3 separate regions of the Mus musculus genome follow, and regions 2 and 3 are each linked to region 1. The links are chromatin loops, found by intact Hi-C in ENCODE. Cell type or tissue: gastrocnemius. All regions are shown on one strand.

What was found. Peaks named below come from ENCODE experiments on the same cell type or tissue, not always from the same donor. Only the 100,000 strongest peaks of a DNase experiment are listed, where the experiment ranks them.
Region 2: a loop joins it to region 1, with 6 times the contacts of the local background. A loop is called at or near these places in 8 of 42 quality-filtered maps.
Region 3: it touches region 1 in a loop (11-fold over the local background); 32 of 42 quality-filtered maps call a loop at or near these places.

Annotation. Positions count from the first base shown.
Region 1 is chr14:36,936,387-36,938,886 of GRCm38, forward strand. Ccser2 (coiled-coil serine rich 2) reads right to left here. Exons shown (of 11, transcript NM_027045.1): 3 at 2,198-2,394. Among named protein-coding and RNA genes, the nearest start is that of Ccser2, 31 kb to the right of the region's middle. In gastrocnemius, a CTCF peak has its summit at 1,180 (motif pointing left); a DNase peak (open chromatin) is centred at 1,170; H3K27ac peaks cover 482 bases.
Region 2 is chr14:37,032,204-37,034,703 of GRCm38, forward strand. No RefSeq gene overlaps it. Among named protein-coding and RNA genes, the nearest start is that of Rgr, 16 kb to the right of the region's middle. In gastrocnemius, a CTCF peak has its summit at 1,267 (motif pointing left); DNase peaks (open chromatin) are centred at 516 and 1,244; H3K4me3 peaks cover 681 bases.
Region 3 is chr14:36,866,076-36,868,575 of GRCm38, forward strand. No RefSeq gene overlaps it. Among named protein-coding and RNA genes, the nearest start is that of Gm25204, 100 kb to the left of the region's middle. In gastrocnemius, a CTCF peak has its summit at 1,070 (motif pointing right); a DNase peak (open chromatin) is centred at 1,068.

The DNA of each region.
Region 1 (2,500 bases):
ACATAAACAGCTGAGACTCTGGCTATTAACTTTAAAGGAACCAGTCTCAAATCTCTGTTTATCCTTGACAAGAGAAGAACTTGTGCATGTCTTTAACACTCCGGTCCGTCAAAAACAAAGTCTCACTCTAAAAGCTGTATCAGTTGCAGGAAATAGAGGCTCACTGCAGGGTAGGTACTGCACAGTGCTGGAGTACTTACACAGTGTGCACAAGACCCTGGGATAAATTCACAACAGGAAGGTTAGGGAGGAGGTTCATCTAAATTATATCAGCAGTGACAACTGATGCACAATCTAGAGCAATTCCCTCATATGAACCCAGACTGGAGTTGTCAGTTGTAATGCCCAAGGAAAGGGACAGCACACTAACGTTCATCTGCAGTTATGTTACATATATTAGTGAGAATTATTTTAGCAAAGAAAAAAATGGAAAAAAAGAAAAGACAATTTAAGTAAAAATAGTAAGATGTCAAAGTGTAGTACATCAAAAATGCCAAGTACAAATGAACTCCTTAGTTAAAAAAGACCAAAAAAGTTAAATAAATTATGTGCTAAGGATGAAGTGAGTTTACTGTAAAGGGAAGAAAACTATACAAATAAAATTGGCAAAGTATACTGATATCTGGGCAAAAAGGGGTGACAAATTCATCAGTGGAAACAAAACAGCTCAGTGCAGACCAGTGAAGTGATGTGTCATGAAAACAAAGCAAGCTGGAATTATTCAAAGCAAAACATGTGAACTTCCATCAAAACTCCCAAGAGGATCTTAATGTGCCTTTGTCAGTAAGCCCGTCCTTTCTTGGACTTTGCCTTTCCCTTGGATCAGAAAAGCGCAGTATCAAAGCTGGGCGTGGTGGCGTGCACCTTCACTCAGCACCTGGGAGGCAAGCGGATCTCTGAGTCTAGTCTACATAGAGGCTTATAGGACAGGGAGCCTAACTCAAAAAGCAACAAAGAAAAAAATCAGGAGCCCCTATTTTTTCTAAAGTACAGAGAGAGTATAGCAGATGGACTGGTTGCTTCTCATCTGCTATACTCAAGCATATTAATCAAGGAATATACTGAAGGATTTTAACACCATGGTCACCCAAGTATATTATAAACTCAGTAGAGGGGGCCTTTTGTCAGTTGCAATAATCTCTAAAAATAGCAAGTTCTAAGCGGCTCACTGCTGCCATCTACTGGACAAAATGTTGATAAGCACTTCAATTGTACATTTCAAAATTCTAATAAAGAACACAGTCAAGTCATAAACTGTAACCTTGTTCTGGCCAGATGAAGATACTCCACAAATGGCACATACCTATGTCTGTGCAACTTAAAAGCCTTTCATAACAGTATCTGGTTTCTCCGTGCCACAGGCTTATATAGATATAGAAAGCTTTGCTGCCTGAAAGCCAGTTAGAATGTTATATATTTATAAACCAATTTGATTTGTGAGTATTTCTATTTCATAACCTAAATAATTACCCTGAGCCATTTTAACCACACCAGTTGCATTTTATTAGCGTGTCTGTATCTAAGTTGCTTGTAATGTTTTATAAAAGAACTATGCATTAATATGTGGTGGCACTTGTAGTTCCCTCTTTCCAGACACAGGGAGATTATTTTCCTATCCCCTTAGTACTTATGTGGGACCACAGACAAACTGATTTTCAAGTGTGAATGAAAACACCAGAGCCACTTGCAGGCCAAATTAGATACTGCAAGGGTGTGACTGACAGTCCTGTCTCCTTCTGTCTTGGTAATAAGGGCTTCAAAGACAAGGTCAAACCCAAAGCCAAAGCAGCTTAGGTCATTATAGGCAGCTGTCCTAGAGAGTCGCCCAGACCTACAAAAGACTTTGTTAAGAATAAAAGCCAAAACCTCCCACTGTATTAAAGGCACACTGGACTGGCGACAGAATGGTAGGTAGTCCATCAGCACAGCCTACCCAGATACTTGGTCCTGGATCAACTGGTCCATCAGTCCACCACTCTTTCTGTAGGAAGCGCATGTTAAGCACCATCCCTGACACCCCTTCACCAAGGGGCACTTCTCAATACAGCAACTAAAAGTGTTGTAGATGTCACGTTCTTAGCTTAACTTAACCAATACACTAATGCCTTTATAATAAATTATGTATGTGTGTATTTGTATGTGTTTGTATAAAGAAATAAAAAGAAATCTCCCAAAGGGTAGAGAAATCCATACATACTATGCTGTTCATTTCAGAGGACTCATAGCTGCCAACAGGATGGACACTCCCAATGGGCTCCAGGCCCTCTTCATCCCACATGTACGTTCCATCAGAGCTATCGGACGGAGAGAGTTCAAATGAAGACCCAGCTCTGTAATCCGTATCCGGTGAAATCAAGTTGTTTCCAGATGTATGCTTTGTACATTCACTCCTGTCTTCAAATGATTTTAAAAGAAAGAAAAAAGCGTGAATTTATAAAACACAGTCATTTCTCATTTCTAAAATATAAGCTCTAATAATCCAATCTATTATAACAGCATT
Region 2 (2,500 bases), 96 kb after region 1:
AAGCTGTTACCTTATGAGTAAACTTTTCTGTTAGGTCCCTGCTCTTAAAATCCCCACCTATCCCCTAATAACAACACAGACTTCTGAGCCACTCGTAAACATGAGTCTTTAGGGGGTATCTAAGACCTAAACTCTATCACCGAGTTTGGCAATAACAGAGGTCAGACATCAGAAATGATGGAGGATAATCCACTCCAGCATCATATATTGCGGATGAGAGAATGTTTGCTAAACCAATTATCTAAAACTGGGTGTCATAAAGGTTTTACAGAGGGGGCTAAAAGAAGCCTGGAGTGCCGGAGTTGCCAGAGACTGTCATATTGACTAAGTGGAAAAACTTGGATTCTTGCCCAGGTCTTCCTGACTGTGAATTCTAAGTGCTTTCCAAGCTGCCACACTGACTCCTACCTAGAGGGGCGAAGCTGTCACCGATGCCCAACAGCTGCAGTGGGGAGAGCAGCTGAGCCAAAGAAACAACGCACAGAGACAACGGAGGCCATTGTTAAGAGAGTTTGATGGGCAGAGAGAAGAACAGGTGTGCAGCATTGGAGCCAAGGAACAGCTTGAGAAAGAAGCAACCAGTGACCATGATTGACAGGAGAGCGGAGGCTCAGGGGCTGTGCTTTTTGGTTTTCATCCAGAAGTTTCCTAGCTCTTGTTCCTCGGAAATATTGTTTACCCTTAAAGGGCACGCAGTGAGAATGTGCACCAGCCGCTTCTCCAGGGGCTGTACCAGAGTGCCCTCAAACCCAGCACTCAGTAGTTCACAGTTTGTGTTTGTTCACATGGAATCTCAGCATCCAGAGCTATGACTGTCACCGATTTGGTTTTTGTTTTGTTTTTACCCGAGACTCCAAAGCCAGAAATGTCCAGGGAGTGTCCTAACATCCAAGTTAGACAAAGACCAGGCCATAAGTGGCCTAGCGGCACCTCTGTCCTATGTGGGAGGGTTCTGAAGTTTCACATCCAACTAAACTTTCCGGTGATGCTTTTGAAGGCAGAGAAAAGGGGACTTTATGGGCGCTGTCTGCAATCACTCCAGACAACGTACATATAATTCTGCTTCTTTCAAGGAGAGAAATGGGGTCTTAAGATTAAGAAACAGGCAAGCTACAGACCTCAGTACTTAGAACAGACTAAAGAAAGCTCAGAGAAGATCCAGCAGCCTGGGCTGGGAATTCATAGGCTTTTCCCAAAAGGCGCCACCAGGCAGGTGGCCCAACATTAAGTCATCATTGAGAGAGCACTGCCACCTTGTGGTAGCAGCTAGGCACTGCACACCTTCACCGACCCATGAAGGATTCCTGCATATTAGAGCTTTGCTTACCTTTTTCTCTTTTATTGCCTAAAAGACAGGACTGATAAGCATCGGCATTTACCGGGATAGAAAACGGGAACCAGGAGTTTGTGCACGAAGAGTGAGCTTATATTTAAACAAACTGACCAAGAGTCTTTCTAACTGGGAAAACAGAAGCTTTCTGTGTCACAACAATGTATCAGAAGGCCGAGAGTGTAGCTCAGTCCATAGAGACTTTACCTACCAAGCCTGCATCCCTGGGATTGATCCCCAGTACAACATAAACTGGGTACAGGAACAAAAGGAACAGAAGTTCTAGGTCTTCCTTAACTGCAATGAAGAGGTCAAGACCTGGGCTACATGAGATTTGTCTCAAAAGGGTGTGTGTGTGTGTGTGTGTGTGTGTGTGTGTGTGTGTGTATGGGGAAAATGTGCGTGATGCCATGCCTGGCTCTCACATTTTAAATTAAAATGATATCATTTGAGCTGGAATTTCGTATTAGTGGCCCTGGGCATCCCAGGGAGCTCATTCTAAGCTCCCATTCTCTTCTGCTATTACTCTGTTTTAAATGAGCTTTGGTCAAAAACTATTTGCTTGCTAGTGCTATTGTAACACAGCCCCATAGGCCTGAGGCTCATCTAACACACATACACCTCTTCCATGGGGTCCTAAGCTCAGAATCTGAGCTCAGGTTCCTGCTAACGTTGGTGTCGAGTGAGGCTTGTGCTCTAGGGGTGCAGCTGGCAGCCTTTCTCTGGGCTCACATGGTCCTGACTTGCTGGATGCATGGGAGGGGACAGGTAGCTAGAGGCCTGGCTCTGTGCTGTCCCTTCGTAGAAAGGAATCATCTTGTGACATTAGGGCAACACCCTCACTTAACCTACTTCTGTGGAGACTTTGCTTCCAGGGTGGGGTTTGGGGTTTTTTTTTTCTTGCTGTTGTTGTTTGGCTTTTGTTTTGTTGGGAGAAGAGAACTGAGCCCATAACATACATTTTGGTCGAGGAAGAGGCTTTTGATGGTCTCAGAACCTTGGGACCACATCAGTATCCATTGAGATCAAGAAGACAGAAAACCTGGGCAAAGAGGGTTCTTCATCCCCAAGGGGGCAGCAGAGACAGAGGCTGCTCATGGCACGGGCGTGCTTATACCGTGACTTTCTCTAACTGAACTAACTCTCAAGGGAAAAATCAGAAATCACAGC
Region 3 (2,500 bases), 70 kb before region 1:
ACACACAAAGAGACAGACAGACAGACAGACAGACAGACAGACAGACAGACAGACAGAGAATAAAGGAAAGAAATACATTGCCAGGCAGATATTTGTTTTGTTATGTTGGGTTTTGCTTTGTGCTTGTTTTATGTTTTTGTGTTGTGTTATCACTGTGATGTTGTGTGTTTTTCTGCATCTTGTTTGTGATACAAGATTTTGCTCTGTAGACCAGTCTGGCCTCAAATCTTTGATGCTCCCCTACCTAGCCTCCCAAGAGCCAGAATTACAGACACACGTCACCACGCCAGACCGTTTATACAACAGCACATTCTTTAGAAGTCACATTTGAAATATTAAAAGAATTAAATTTTTCTGTAATGATCCAATATGATATAGTACACTTCAAAGTGTAATAATTCAAAATTTAAAATGGAGATATTTTAACTTGATTTTTATTTAAAACATGGTGTGGATTTTAAAATTCTAAGACGTCACAGTTCAGAGCAGCTTTGATTTGAATTCTCTGTAGTCACATATAGTCATCACAAGAGCACAGACCTAGTGTTCATCCTTGATTCATGTCACAGAGCCCCACAGTTAGCCACTATGTCAAGGGACAAGGTATTGGACCCTCGGTGCTGCCTTTGACACATAATTGAGCCAAAATCACAGGGCGTTTCCATCTTAAGTGACTGTCCCAGGAAAAAGGGACCAGGGTGGACCAGGGCTCTTCCAGAAATTAAATGAGGAGCCTAGGCTGGCTCTTTCAGTAAATCAGCGTCCACACCACGGTCACACCCAGTGTGCTGTTGTTGAGCGGCTATTTAATTCCAAGACCAGAAACCTGTTATAAACTGTTCGGCTTTTCGTGGACAGTAAAGACAACGAGATGTTTGCTTCCCTATTTGATTTGGACGTCGGAATACACAGGGAAATATTACTCTTCATGAAAAGATTGCTCTGACCCCAGGGCTCTAATTGCATGTATTTTGGAATGCTCTTGATTTTGAAAAGTTAAGAAACTGTTTCCATTTGTGGAAACAGACTCCAGATGCATGCATTAGGAAGTTGTTTGCCAATTTGACCACTAGGTGGCGGCATTATATAATAGAAGACACCAAACTTCAACTCCATGTAGGCCATTTTCCCCAAACTGTAGAGATTACTCAAGAGCCTCTTCAAAGTTCCAACGTGCTATCTTGCAAAACTTGGCAAAATAATACTAAAAGTTACACGGAATTTTAAAACTTAATGAAGCAAGCTATAGAAGCAAGCAGATTTCAAGAGCTTTCAAGTAGCTTTCAAGAGTTGAAATTCACCATGCAGAATGTATGTCAGGATAACAACCTACTGCGGGTACCACAGGTACCTTCTCCAGTGCAGACAGCATCAACCCTAACCCACATGGACTTCCAGTCTTCACTCATAATGTTTACACTGGTAAATGCTTAACTCTGCAAACCATTCTCCACAAATAGTAGTTGCTGGGTAAGCAGGTCTCCACTCACTCAGCTCTACCTACAGCTATACCAGTGGTTTTTTCCTTTGCAGTCTGTGCCCACAGGACTGCTAGCTTTGTACCATGACAATTACAGTCCCCAAGGACCAGGGTGCCTTTGAAACTCAGTCTTTTTTTTTTTTTCCGTTCTCAATTTCACTCTTTAATTTATATTGCACCAAAAGAAGTTCACAGCTGGAGAATGATATTAAAATTATACAGAATATTCTTTCTTTAAATCCCATTTCCCTCAGGCTAATTCTTGCCACTAAAAGTAGTTTAATTCTTTTCTAAAGCAAGTCCCCAAAACAAATACCCATACCCATTCTCCATCTCTTAATGGTCTCTCGTGTGTGTGTGTGTGTGTGTGTGTGTGTGTGTGTGTGTGTGTGTGTGTTTTAAGCCAGATATCAGATCCTGAACTCTTTTGTAAGAGCATTTATATAAACCACAGAGAGCATGGAAGTCCGAGAGCTGAGCCTCCCAAATGCTCTGGCTGAATTTCTAAGAGTGCCAGTGTTTCCCTCACAAATGAGACATAGAGAAATTTTATTAAAGGGTTTCTGGGCACTGTTTAGGGCCCAGTGCTGGCTCCTGCTGTAATATGTGTTTGGGAAAAGAAGATAGGCCCAAGACATTCCATGTGTAAAGGTTCCCAGAAATGGGGTCCCACAAGTGGTCTGGACACCTCATCCTGTCACCCTGGATCCCTGTGACCACCCTGGAAGCAAGCTGGAGCTTTGCCTATCCCATCCCTAAAGTAGAAAGCTGCTTTCAGAAACAACAGGCATTTTTCTAGGCAAAGCTCTGTGGCCCCAGTGAGTCAGTGGGTCTCCCAAGGTGTCTAGCTTTAGCAGACTCACCCCCAGGAGAAAAACAGTTTGTACAATCATGCATGATTAAACGAGGTGACAAGGCAGTAGCCACTAGGAAGAGAAGGCACCACTATTACCTACAGATACGGTCCTGTACACAGACCAGCTCTTGAGGCCCACAAATAGCACTATTGAAACTGATAAC